Regions from separate parts of the Homo sapiens genome. Here region 1 is linked to region 2. Evidence: read pairs that join two places in POLR2A ChIA-PET (ENCODE). Cell type or tissue: OCI-LY7. All regions are shown on one strand. Links, peaks and the distances in the headings refer to the core of each region. The heading gives the core; the rest is flanking DNA.

The links. ChIA-PET counts read pairs that join two places held together with the same protein. Peaks named below come from ENCODE experiments on the same cell type or tissue, not always from the same donor. Only the 100,000 strongest peaks of a DNase experiment are listed, where the experiment ranks them.
Region 1: POLR2A ChIA-PET joins it to region 2 with 5 read pairs; 2 of 35 experiments call an interaction of 5 or more read pairs at or near these places.

Annotation. Positions count from the first base shown.
Region 1 is chr10:117,468,259-117,473,636 of GRCh38, reverse strand. No RefSeq gene overlaps it. Among named protein-coding and RNA genes, the nearest start is that of EMX2, 72 kb to the left of the region's middle. In OCI-LY7, for the core only: no CTCF peak of the experiment used is centred there; no DNase peak of the experiment used is centred there.
Region 2 is chr10:117,184,201-117,189,578 of GRCh38, reverse strand. No RefSeq gene overlaps it. Among named protein-coding and RNA genes, the nearest start is that of KCNK18, 11 kb to the left of the region's middle. In OCI-LY7, for the core only: no CTCF peak of the experiment used is centred there; a DNase peak (open chromatin) is centred at 2,058; H3K4me3 peaks cover 272 bases.

The DNA of each region.
Region 1 (5,378 bases), core at 272-5,271, 280 kb before region 2:
ACCCTACTTTGGCTATCCAGTCCCCGCCCCAGATGTGGCCCCTGCCCACCTCCAGGAACTCACCCCCCTCAACCTCTCCCCTTCATTCATGGTAGGCCATACATTGGCTCAAGTCCTATGACCCAGGTTAGTCCAATTAGAGCAAAATTCAGGACTTTTGTCCAATAATTAGACGGAGAGAAATGCAATCTTTTTCTCTTCTGTTTCCCCCAAGATACAAGCAAGGAAACGTGTGGCATCTGGCTACCATGAGCTGAAGACAAAGCCTACATGGGGAAAAGTGCAAAACCAGGAGAATGGGAGAGAAATGGAGCCACGCACTGATGCTGTTGTGAAACATCTCAATCAAACTGCACCTGAAGACCGCCCTATCCCTGCATTTTTCATTTACATGAGCCAATAAACTCTCTCATTTAAGTCAACAGGAGGGGTATTTTCTGTTACTTGCAAGAGAAACATCCCAAATAGTACATGAAATTGTTCTCTGTTCCATTCGTCTTCAAGGGGGTCAGAATGAGCGGCATCTGGTCCTGTTATCATTAACTATGCAAATATTTCTTCCACTTCACATCACGCTGAACAGAGGCTCATTCTGTGGTTCTGCCCCTCAGCTCCCCAAACCTATCTCAAGGCCCCATTGAATCCCCCTGCATCACCTCTCCCTGCTCAAAAAAAAAAAAAAAAAATACACAGGGGCTCAGCCCACAGAGGAGGAGCCCTCAGATAGCTACAGCCTTGTGTTCCCATGCCCTGCCCTCCACCTACCCCTTGCTGAGGCATACTTGATCTCCTCTCCAAGAGCAGGGGGAACGGGCTTGTGGCAATCAGAGTTTTCCAGATCTTTTATTCCATACTTGGATCTTGGCTTTCAATACTCAAAGCCAAACATTTAGCTCTTGTTCTCTTCATTGTGCTCTAATGATCCTCTCTCGAGGTGATGATCCATCTGCCAAAATGCGGGGAGCATTACTGATAACAGGAAAAACCAGGAGCAAATGTGGAATGAATGTATCAGCTCCCCGTCTCTTCTCAGAGACCTCCTCACAATAGCTGACTGCTTTGGGGAATTGATAAGTTCTTGGAGCAGAGGGTGTGAGCTTGGGGAGACACCCTCAGGGAGCCGCCCGTGAGGAGCAAGAGATGGTTTATATCCAGCCAACCATTTCTCTGACATTGAGAAGAGGTGACAGCTGAGAGCAAAAGTGGGGTTGCTTGGGATAATAAAGAAGTTTCTAGAGACTGTAGATTCGAAGAGAGAGGAAAGGTGAAGCAGGAAACAGAAACATTGAGGAAAGAATAAAGGCATTTCGAGGGCTATCTCTGGTGTTTTGCTGTGTTGAGCCATCTTTCACCGAGGCCACTGCAGCAGCGTCCCCACTGATCTCCCACTATGTCCCCCACCAATGCGTCCTCCACACACTGACAGAATGACCTTCCTGAGATGCAAATCTGGCGGTCTTCTTTCTGCCTAAAACCTTCAGTGGCTCCCCATTGCCCTCAGAAAAAAGTCCAGTCTCTCCAAGTAGCCGTGAGTCCCTCCGTGATGTGACTCCTCACCTTCCACTTTACACTTGGCAAATTGAGCTCCTGCCATCTCCTCACCCACCTATGGCCTCCTCTCCCTCACTGCAGGGTTTTGGCAACCATGGACCATGCATGGAAGGCCCCTGCCTTCTCCTCCACACATTTTTTTTAATCCTCACAACCACCCCAATGAGGGGATCTGTATCCTAATTGTAGACATGAAGAAACTAAGGCTCAAAGCGTTTAAGTCCTATGCAAAGGTCACATAGCTTCAAAAGCAGAGGACCCAGGTTTTAAAACTGGCCCTGTCCAAGGTCTATGATCTTTCCAACATGCCAATGCCAACAAGACTGGCCATCACAACACAAGTGACATGGAGGAAGAGCATGGTGACACATCTTTACAAGACAAGAGCTCTCAGCTCTGGTATTGCATCATCCCCCAGGACCCTGAGGCTAGGTAGTTTTGCAGGTGGGGGGGAGTCAAGAAAGATCTAGGAAGACAAATACTGTCTATTTCTACTTACATGAGGTAAGCGAAATCCACAGACCGAAAATAGAATGCTGGTTGCCAGGGGCTGGAGGTGAGGAGAAGGAGGAGTTACCATTTAATGGTAAAGAGTTTCAGTTTTGCAAGAAGAAATTTCTGGAGATGGTGGTGGTCATGGTTGCACAACAGTGTGAAGATACACAATGCCACTGACCTCCACACTTAAAAATGGTTAGGAGAGTAAATTTTATAATAGGTGTATTTTGCCACAATCACAAATAATTTTTTTAAATTGCACAATGAAAATCACAGGGTTCATGGGAATAATAGAGTTGACCCATAACATTCAAAGACTGTCATTTACATATTTTGAAAAGATAGGAATCTAATAATAACCATAGCACAATTTTGCACATGTTCAGTGGTGAGAGAGTATATAAGTATCACAATGCATATGACACTTTATCTTGAAGAAAGAAAGAAAAAATCTGGAACAAGTTTCTCAAACTTATTGGTCTCAATACCTCTTTATACTCTTAAAACATAATTAAGAACTCCAAAGAGCTCATGTTTATGTGGTTTATAGCTATCGATATTTTCCATATGCTAAATAAAAACTGAGAAATATTTAACCAACAAGAATACACAGGTGTAACTTCCATCCGTCACCAGAGTGATGACATCATCCCATGTCACATAGGCCACAAAAACCTCCACTGCACACTTGTGACAAAATGAAAGGGAAAAGGGCAAATAACATCATCATATGCTTTATGTTTTTTTTTTTTTTTTTTTGAGACGGAGTTTCAGTCTCATCGTCACCCAGGCTGGAGTGCAATGGAGCAATCTCAGATCGCTGCAACCTCCACCTCCTGGGTTCAAGCTATTCTCCTGCCTCACCCTCCCGAGTAGCTGGGATTACAGGCATGTGCCACCACACCCGGCTAATTTTTTGTATTTTTAGTAGAGATGGGGTTTCATCATGTTGGCCAAGCTGGTCTCAAGCTCCTGATCTCAAGTGATCCTCCTGCCTCGGCCTCCCAAAGTGCTGGGATTACAGATGTGAGCCACCGCACTTGGCAACATCATTATATTCTTATGAAAATAGTTTTGACTTTACAGATCTGAAGGGCTCCAAAGAACTTCCGCACATTTCCAGAATACATTTGGAGGAGCTAAGGAGGAAAGGCTGATGCACTGCAGAGAGAACAGCCCAAGAGACCCCGCCATGCCCGCCTGACCTGTGTACAGTGTCCTCTGCAGCTTAGTGCTGGCCCCAAAGCTGCCCACACTCCACCACTCCCTGGGGCCATGGCTCCAGGACCTCCCCAGGGACCTGGACAGCAGGGAGGCCCTCTGGGTTATTCCCAAACTTGAAGCAGGCAGAAGCAGTTTTTTGAAAGCGGCTTTGCTGTGTCTGCCAAGCCAGGAAAGTCAAAGCCCTGCCCTGCAATGTTGCTGCAGATCCTCCGTGAGTGGCAGCCAGTTTTTAATAAGGCTTATTTAAAAACAAAAACAAATCAGCTTATTTACAGTGTGAAATGAGTTGTGTTCGGCCCTAATCCCCTGTGGTCAGTCAGCACTCAGCACTTATGCCAGCCATCCTGGTCCCTGCAGACCGCCTTAGTGAAGGTTATGTCCCCTTTCTAATGACGAGAGGCAGAAATCCAGTAATGCATTCAGTGCAGTGAAAATTTAATCCCAAATATCATTTTTACTCATATGAGGAAAGTTAACCCACTGAAGATTCAATTCGACAAACATTGTCTCCGAATTGAGGTCATCCATTTACTTAATTGTAACATTGCCATCTCTCACATGAGCTTCCAACCAAGACTCAGGTCAGGACTCTCTGATGGGTTATATTCATCGGATCTGCGGCTCCCTCCTGGTCAGTGAAGCCAGGAGGGAGCAGGGATTGGCAGTGTGCTCCCATCTATGCGGAGCGGAGCTCCCAGAACACTTGGGTATTTAAGGGTGAGGAGTGGCCACAGGCACGGGGGCATCAGATCCATGCCCCTTTGGGAGCCTTGGGACACCAGAGGAGCCTCTTACGCAGGGAGGCTCCAGGACCTCGTGGGAGAAAGGGTGGAAAGGCTGTGAGCCTGAGAGAAGGGCCCCCAGGTGACTACTCCAGGGCACCCAATTAGTCAGGGTTCTCCAGAGAAGCAGCACCAAAAGGATGTAAACATATAGAAAAGAGCCCTGGTGCTGTGGCTCATGCCTGTAATCCCAGCACTTTGGGAAGCCGAGGCAGGTGGATCACTTGCGGTCAGGAGTTCGAGACCAGCTTGGCCAACATGGCGAAACCCTGTCTCTCCTAAAAATACAAAAAGTAACCAAGTGTGGTGGCAGGCACCTATAATCCTAGCTACTCGGGAGGCTGGGTAGAAAAATTGCTTGAACCTGGGAGATGGAGGTTGCAGTGATCTGAGATCGCGCCACTGAACTCCAGCCTGGGTGACAGAGGGAGACTCTGTCTTAAAAAAAATAAAAATAAACATATAGAAGAGAGGTTTAGATACTGGCCCCACAATAATGGAGGCTAAGAAGTCCCAGGAAAGCCAAGGGTGTTGTTCCATTCCAAAGGCCAGCAGGCTGGAGGATGCCTAGGAAAAGCCAATGTTTTAGTTCTAGTCTGAAAGCGGGAAAATGCTGCTGCCCCCGTTCGAAGGCAGTGAGGCAGGAGGGATTCTCTCTTCCTTGGAGAAGCAGCAGACTTTTTGTTCTAGTCAGGCCTTCAACTGATTGGGTGAAGCCCACCCATATTAGGGAGGGCCATCTGCTGTCCTCAGTCCACCCATTCAAATGTTCATGTCCCCTAGAAACACCTCCACAGACACACCCAGAACAATGTCCACCAAATATCAGAGTAGCCCATGGCTCAGTCAAGTTGATATATAAAATTAATCATCCCAAGTACCCAAAGAAAAGGGAGACAAAGATTATCTCCAAATCAGGAGGGAAAGAGTGGCACTCACCCCAAAGCAAGGGAGAGCTGAGAACCGGGTGCCCCACCACAGGCTGGTGGTAGTATCCAGGACTTGGGGACTTTCCTTTGTGAGATCTTCCTGAGTCCTGCAGCAGCAGGGACCATGACATGTAGAGAAGTTAACTCTGTCGGGTCTGCAGGCCCTGGGAGGTGACCATTCGTAGAGCAGACATTTGAGCAACAGTTTCCATTGCCAACCCTGAGACCAAGCAGGGCCTGCCTCCAGCAGCAGGGACTTTCAAGACAAGGCCACATTTTAGACCAACAACACTCCTGATGACACTTCTATGGCATAAATGATTAATGCTGAGTCTCTAAACAACCAACAATAAGAGAAGAGGACATTGACCAAGGAGAAAAGGAAGGAATGAGA
Region 2 (5,378 bases), core at 103-5,102:
GTAGTTGGGATTACTGGCACCTGCCACCATGCCCAGCTAACTTTTTTGAATTTTTAGTGGAGATGGGGTTTCACCATGTTGGCCAGGCTGGTGTTGAACTCCTGACTTCAGGTGATCTGCCCATCTGGGCCTCCCAAAGTGTTGGGATTAGAGGTGTGAGCCACCACACCCAGCCAGATGACATCTTTAATCAGTTAAAGTCCCTCCTTCCTTTTACTGGAAGATAAGGTGAAGTACTGATGACCTCAATTATAGATTGAACTGGGGAAGGTTGCAATTTTATTAAGTCCTATTATCTTTGCAATTTTTCTGGTCCCTCAAGCATTATCCCCTTGAATAGTACTTTGGGTGAGAGATTGGCAGCTGTCTCTCTTCTCAGTTATGAAATATTTTCTTTTTAGAGGATCTCTTAGCCCTTAGTCTCTTGCCATACGTAGACTCAACATATGGCAAACATCTTCAGGGGGAGACTTTCCATATATTTGGGATATAACTCTTCTCTCTAGCAAGACTTCATCTTCTAAGCACAATGGGATTTTACTCTACCTTTCTATCTAACCCAGCTTCCCAGTCTGTCACATCACCCTAAAATATATCAAGCTTTCCATGTGAGAAAGTCAGCCTCATGTTTGGTGTCCTTTAGTTTCTAATTTGTCGTGCTAGCCCCAAAATAACCAATGAAAGCTCTCTTGCTTTCTCTTTCCCCAAGCAAAGTCTCTGCATAGGCCATATCCCAATCCTACAGCCATTCCCAGATGACCAAATACCCAAAGGGAAGAAGAGGCCCGGTGCCAACCAGCTTACCTAGGGAGGGCTGTTTCCACTCTGGAAATTTTATCTTCTCCTTGTTTCCACAACTCTCTAATTGTTTTTAAATACGATTTTTGCTATTTGTCTTTTTTTTAAGTTGCTGCAGCAGGAGTGCTGGCTTCTTGCTACTTTCTCCTGGCTACCAGAGCACAAGTCCATGAGTCAGCTTCTGCATCAGAGTCACAGATGCCCATGTTTTTCCACACAGTCTCATTCTCTGCATCATGAAGAGCATCTGTGCCATAGTGTGTCTTAAAGAGTGCTCTACTGTGGTTTCTAGGTTTTTTGCCATGTTGCAGACACATGCCACAAATTTTGATAAGAATTTGACTGAATTCTTTCATTTTTTTCTTCAATTGAATCAAAATCAAATTTTACTGGAAGTTCCTCAGCGTCTGTTTCAAGACAGCAAGAAATTTATGACAAATTGAAGTTTAGCATCCTAACTGTTAACCCAACACAATACATAAATTGGTCACACCAGACTCTTTTAAGTTGAAATTTCTTTCCTTTGTTCTGAGAGTATTAGCAACTTCTCCTCATGTCACTTATATTTTCTGGCATGTATTATCAACAGTGGACATAACTCAAATGAAGTGACAAAGTGTGAACAACTGTGACTCAGTTTGTGCACATGGGAAGTGACGACAAAGTCCTTGCTGCTGCCTGGCAGTGCAGGTTATAAAAATGCATCTTGATTTCAGACATGTGATAAGTGCTAAAGCTAGAAAGGTGAATAAAGCAGATACAGTCTCTACTCTTAAGGAGTTCACAGTTTAATGGAGAAGTTGAACGTTAATTAAATATGTATAAAAAGCAATTACGTGATTTAAAGAGTGTAAGATATCCTAACACATAGAAAGCAAGTAATAAATTTTTGATGAGCTGGGTATAAGGAAGTATAGGATGCTATCATGGCAAAAAAAAATATGCTACATATTACCAAGGATAACTTTTCAGCTGCCATAACATTGATCGAAATAATAAAAATAAGAATGCTATTCTTTTTTCACGTAATAGTCTCATAAGTGGCCCAGGCCTGGCTGACTGGCTCTGCTTCATGCAAGCCACATTCATTCTATTGTTTTGCCACCCTCAACAAGCTGACTACCACCGTCAGGTCTAAGTCTAGCCAGTGGGAAAAGGGAAAGAGGAAGTAAAGGGCAAACACCTTTCCTTCTAAGGCAGGACCCAGAAACTGCACATATTACTTTTTCCTTTGCCTGATTCTGGTCACATGGCTACTTCCTGCTGCAAGCGCAGCTGGGAAATGTAGTTTTTACTTGCATAAAGCCATGTGCCCAGATAAAACTTGTATTACCAGGGAAGACCTGATATTTGAGAGGAAACTAGCAATCTCTACACAGGGAGATTTGATGTAGTTTTAAGGAGGGAGTTAAGAGAAGGCTCCTTTGAGGAAGAACAATTCAGCTGGAATCTGAAGAATGAGGAGGAGCTTCCTGCAACACTGGGTGGAGGGCAAAGGGAAGAGCATGCTAGGCAGAGGAAACAGCAGGTGCAACTGCACCGAGGCAAGAAGGAAAGGGGATGTAGATGCATTGCAGGAGTGAACAGAAAGCTCTGGAACACAGAAGAGACAGTGTTAGTTGAGATTGGGTAGATAGGCAAGGCCAGATGGTGTGGGACCTTGCCCATGTTTACTGTTTTGTTGTGCATTAGAACCGGGCTTTCAACTGAGGTCTGACTTCAAAGCCACCCTTTCTTTCTCAATCCAGATGGATGATTGCCTCATTAAGTCATCAGCAGTGACTAACGTTGCAGTCACTGATTTAATTTGGTCCATGTGGGCACCTGGCTGTGGTAGCCTTTGAAGCTTCCTAAGGTAGCCTTGATGAGCAGTCAAGGATGAGAACCACTGGTCCAGTGGGGTCCTTGGCTGAAACCATAACCCATCAATTTTATTGCTAGCACATTTTGAGAGTGTTCTAAGCTAAACACTTTACATGTATGATGTAATTTTCTACCTTGCTAAGGAGGTTATTATTTCCATTTTACTGATGAAGAGATTGAGGCTCAGAGAGGTTAAGTAACTTGCCCAAGGTCACATGGCCAGTAAACAGCAGAAGCGTACGCTGGGGAGATTACCCAGAAACTCTGTTCCTTTCTGTCCTTCCAACATCCTACTTACTCATGGCTGTACAGCTCCTCCTTGATCTGACTTAGCTTGAAAGATCATTTTGTACCAAGAAGTTGGTTGGTCCCAAACAAAGGTTTTCCAGGAAACCCCTAGTCTTCTAATACCCCTCAGTGAAAGCAACAGAAAGGCCCCAAACCAAATCAGTTGATCAATTGTTTCCTTTCCTAGACCCAGGCTCTGACTTATCCTCCCAAACAGTGGCTCCCAACGTTTTTGGCACCAGGGACCAGTTTCGTGGAAGAAAATTTTCCCATGGGCCACAGAGGGGATGGTTTTGGGATGATTCAAGCATGTTACATTCATTGTGCCCTTTATTTCTATTAATATTACATTGTAATATATGATGAAATAGTTATACAACTTATAATGTAGAATCAGTGGGAGCCCTGAGCTTGTTTTCCTGCAACTAGACAGTCCCATCTGGGGGTGATGGGAGATAGTGACAGATCACCAGGCATTAGATTCTCATAAGGAGCAGGCAACCTAGATCCCTTGCATGCACAGTTCACAATAGGGTTTGTGCTCCTATGAGAATGTAATGCCACCTCTGACCTGACAGGAGGCAGAGCTCAGGCAGTAATGTGAGCAATGGGGAGTGGCTGTAGATGGAGACAAAGCTTTGCTTGCTCACCCGCTGCTCACCCCCTGCGCCCTGTTCCTAACAGTACCAGTCCATTGCCTGGGGGTTGGGGACCCCTGCTCCAGAACCCTGCCTGTGTTTATTAGGGAGAAGTTAGAAAGTTCTTTGATCTGGCCAGGCGTGGTGGTTCACGTATGTAATCCCAGCACTTTGGGAGGCTGAGGTGGGCAGATCATGATATCAGGAGATCGAGACCATCCTGGCTAACACAGTGAAACCCCGTCTCTACTAAAAATACAAAAATTAGCCGGGCGTGGTGGCGGGTGCCTGTAGTCCCAGCTACTCAGGAGGCTGAGGCAGGAGAATGGTGTGAACCCGGGAGGCGGAGCTTGCAGTCAGCCGAGATCGCGCCACTGCACTCTAGCCTGAGTGACGGAGTGAGACTCCATCTCGAGAAAATAAGAATAAAAAGTTTTTTTGATCCTATGTAAGCCGTGGAACTGTGCCTCCTCTATGGCGGTGGTTCCCCTCAGGCCAGGCCCAAGGCCAGCATTGGGCCTGCTCCAAGGGCTCACCAGTCCCTCAGACTTCCCAGAGGAGAACGTCTAGCCTTGACCACCATCTGTCACCAGATTGAGCACAGTGCTGCTCAAGGCTTTCTGTCTCCACCATCTGAGAGGAAGATGAGGCTGCAATGTACAGGCTCCTCAGGGCCATTCATAAGATGGAAATCTGGGATGCCTGCCACATAGGCCCTGAAAAATGACACTTGATTTTTATCCAAAAACCAAACCAAAAACCAGAACGAACAACCCATGCAAAAACTCCAAAAGGCTGTTGTGGTGGAATGAGAAGAAAGAAGACCTGGCCTCCAAGACCAGGCTCTGCCACTACCTAGCTGTGCAGCCTTGGGCAAATTGCTTAGCCTCTCTGAGCTTGTATCTCTTTCTGTAAAATAGCTATGATGACACCCATCTCAAAAGCTTGTCTTAACTTGCTTAGCACAAGGACTAGCATATCCGAAGTCCAAATACATGATTGCTCATTCATTACTTTTGCCAGCATGGTGGCCTGCACTCATTATGTGTTTGTTGGTTGTGTTTCAAAAGTATCCTAAGAAAAAACTGAATAGGTATGGTTTTGTCATAATATGGATCAAAGACGTTTGCGGCTTGCCTGAAAACCCTGACATGATCTTAATAACTTAGGTCACAAGTAAACAATTTATTACCATGACAAGCACAAGCCACAGCTACCACTTATTGAACACATACTGGGTGCCAGGAGATATGCTAGTGCTCCACATGCATTATCTCATTTAATCTTCACAGTAAATGAAGAATTGAATGCATCAGACCTCAGTAGAGGAAATAATCTACTCTGGGTGTTTCAGCAGGAAGGGATTTAAAATGGGATACTATGTGCTTTCAAACACTGCAAAGCCCAAAGGAGCAGGTTCTCAGCTGGTCCTGCAGGCTCGACACCCAGAACAGTGCAGACCTGGTTCTCCAGGAGAGCTGCTACCTCAGAGGCTGGCGCTGGAACCACTGAGTTTACGAGGACACGCAGCGGTAGCGGCAGCGGCAGCGGCAGCGCAGTCAGGAGGCTGGAGAACATGTCTTGTGTCTTGAAGCACAGTCCTGAAGAAGCACCTTACCTCTGTGACCCCGCTTGCCAGCAGAGAAATGTCCCAAAGGGATGGGAAAAACATCTTTACTGCACTTCTGCTTTCCAAATCTTGCAGAAAGACATCTACTTTGAATCCAAAACCTAATTGCATTTGTTGTCTAGAATCTAATCTAATTTGCATCCAGAATCCTAACAGCTAAG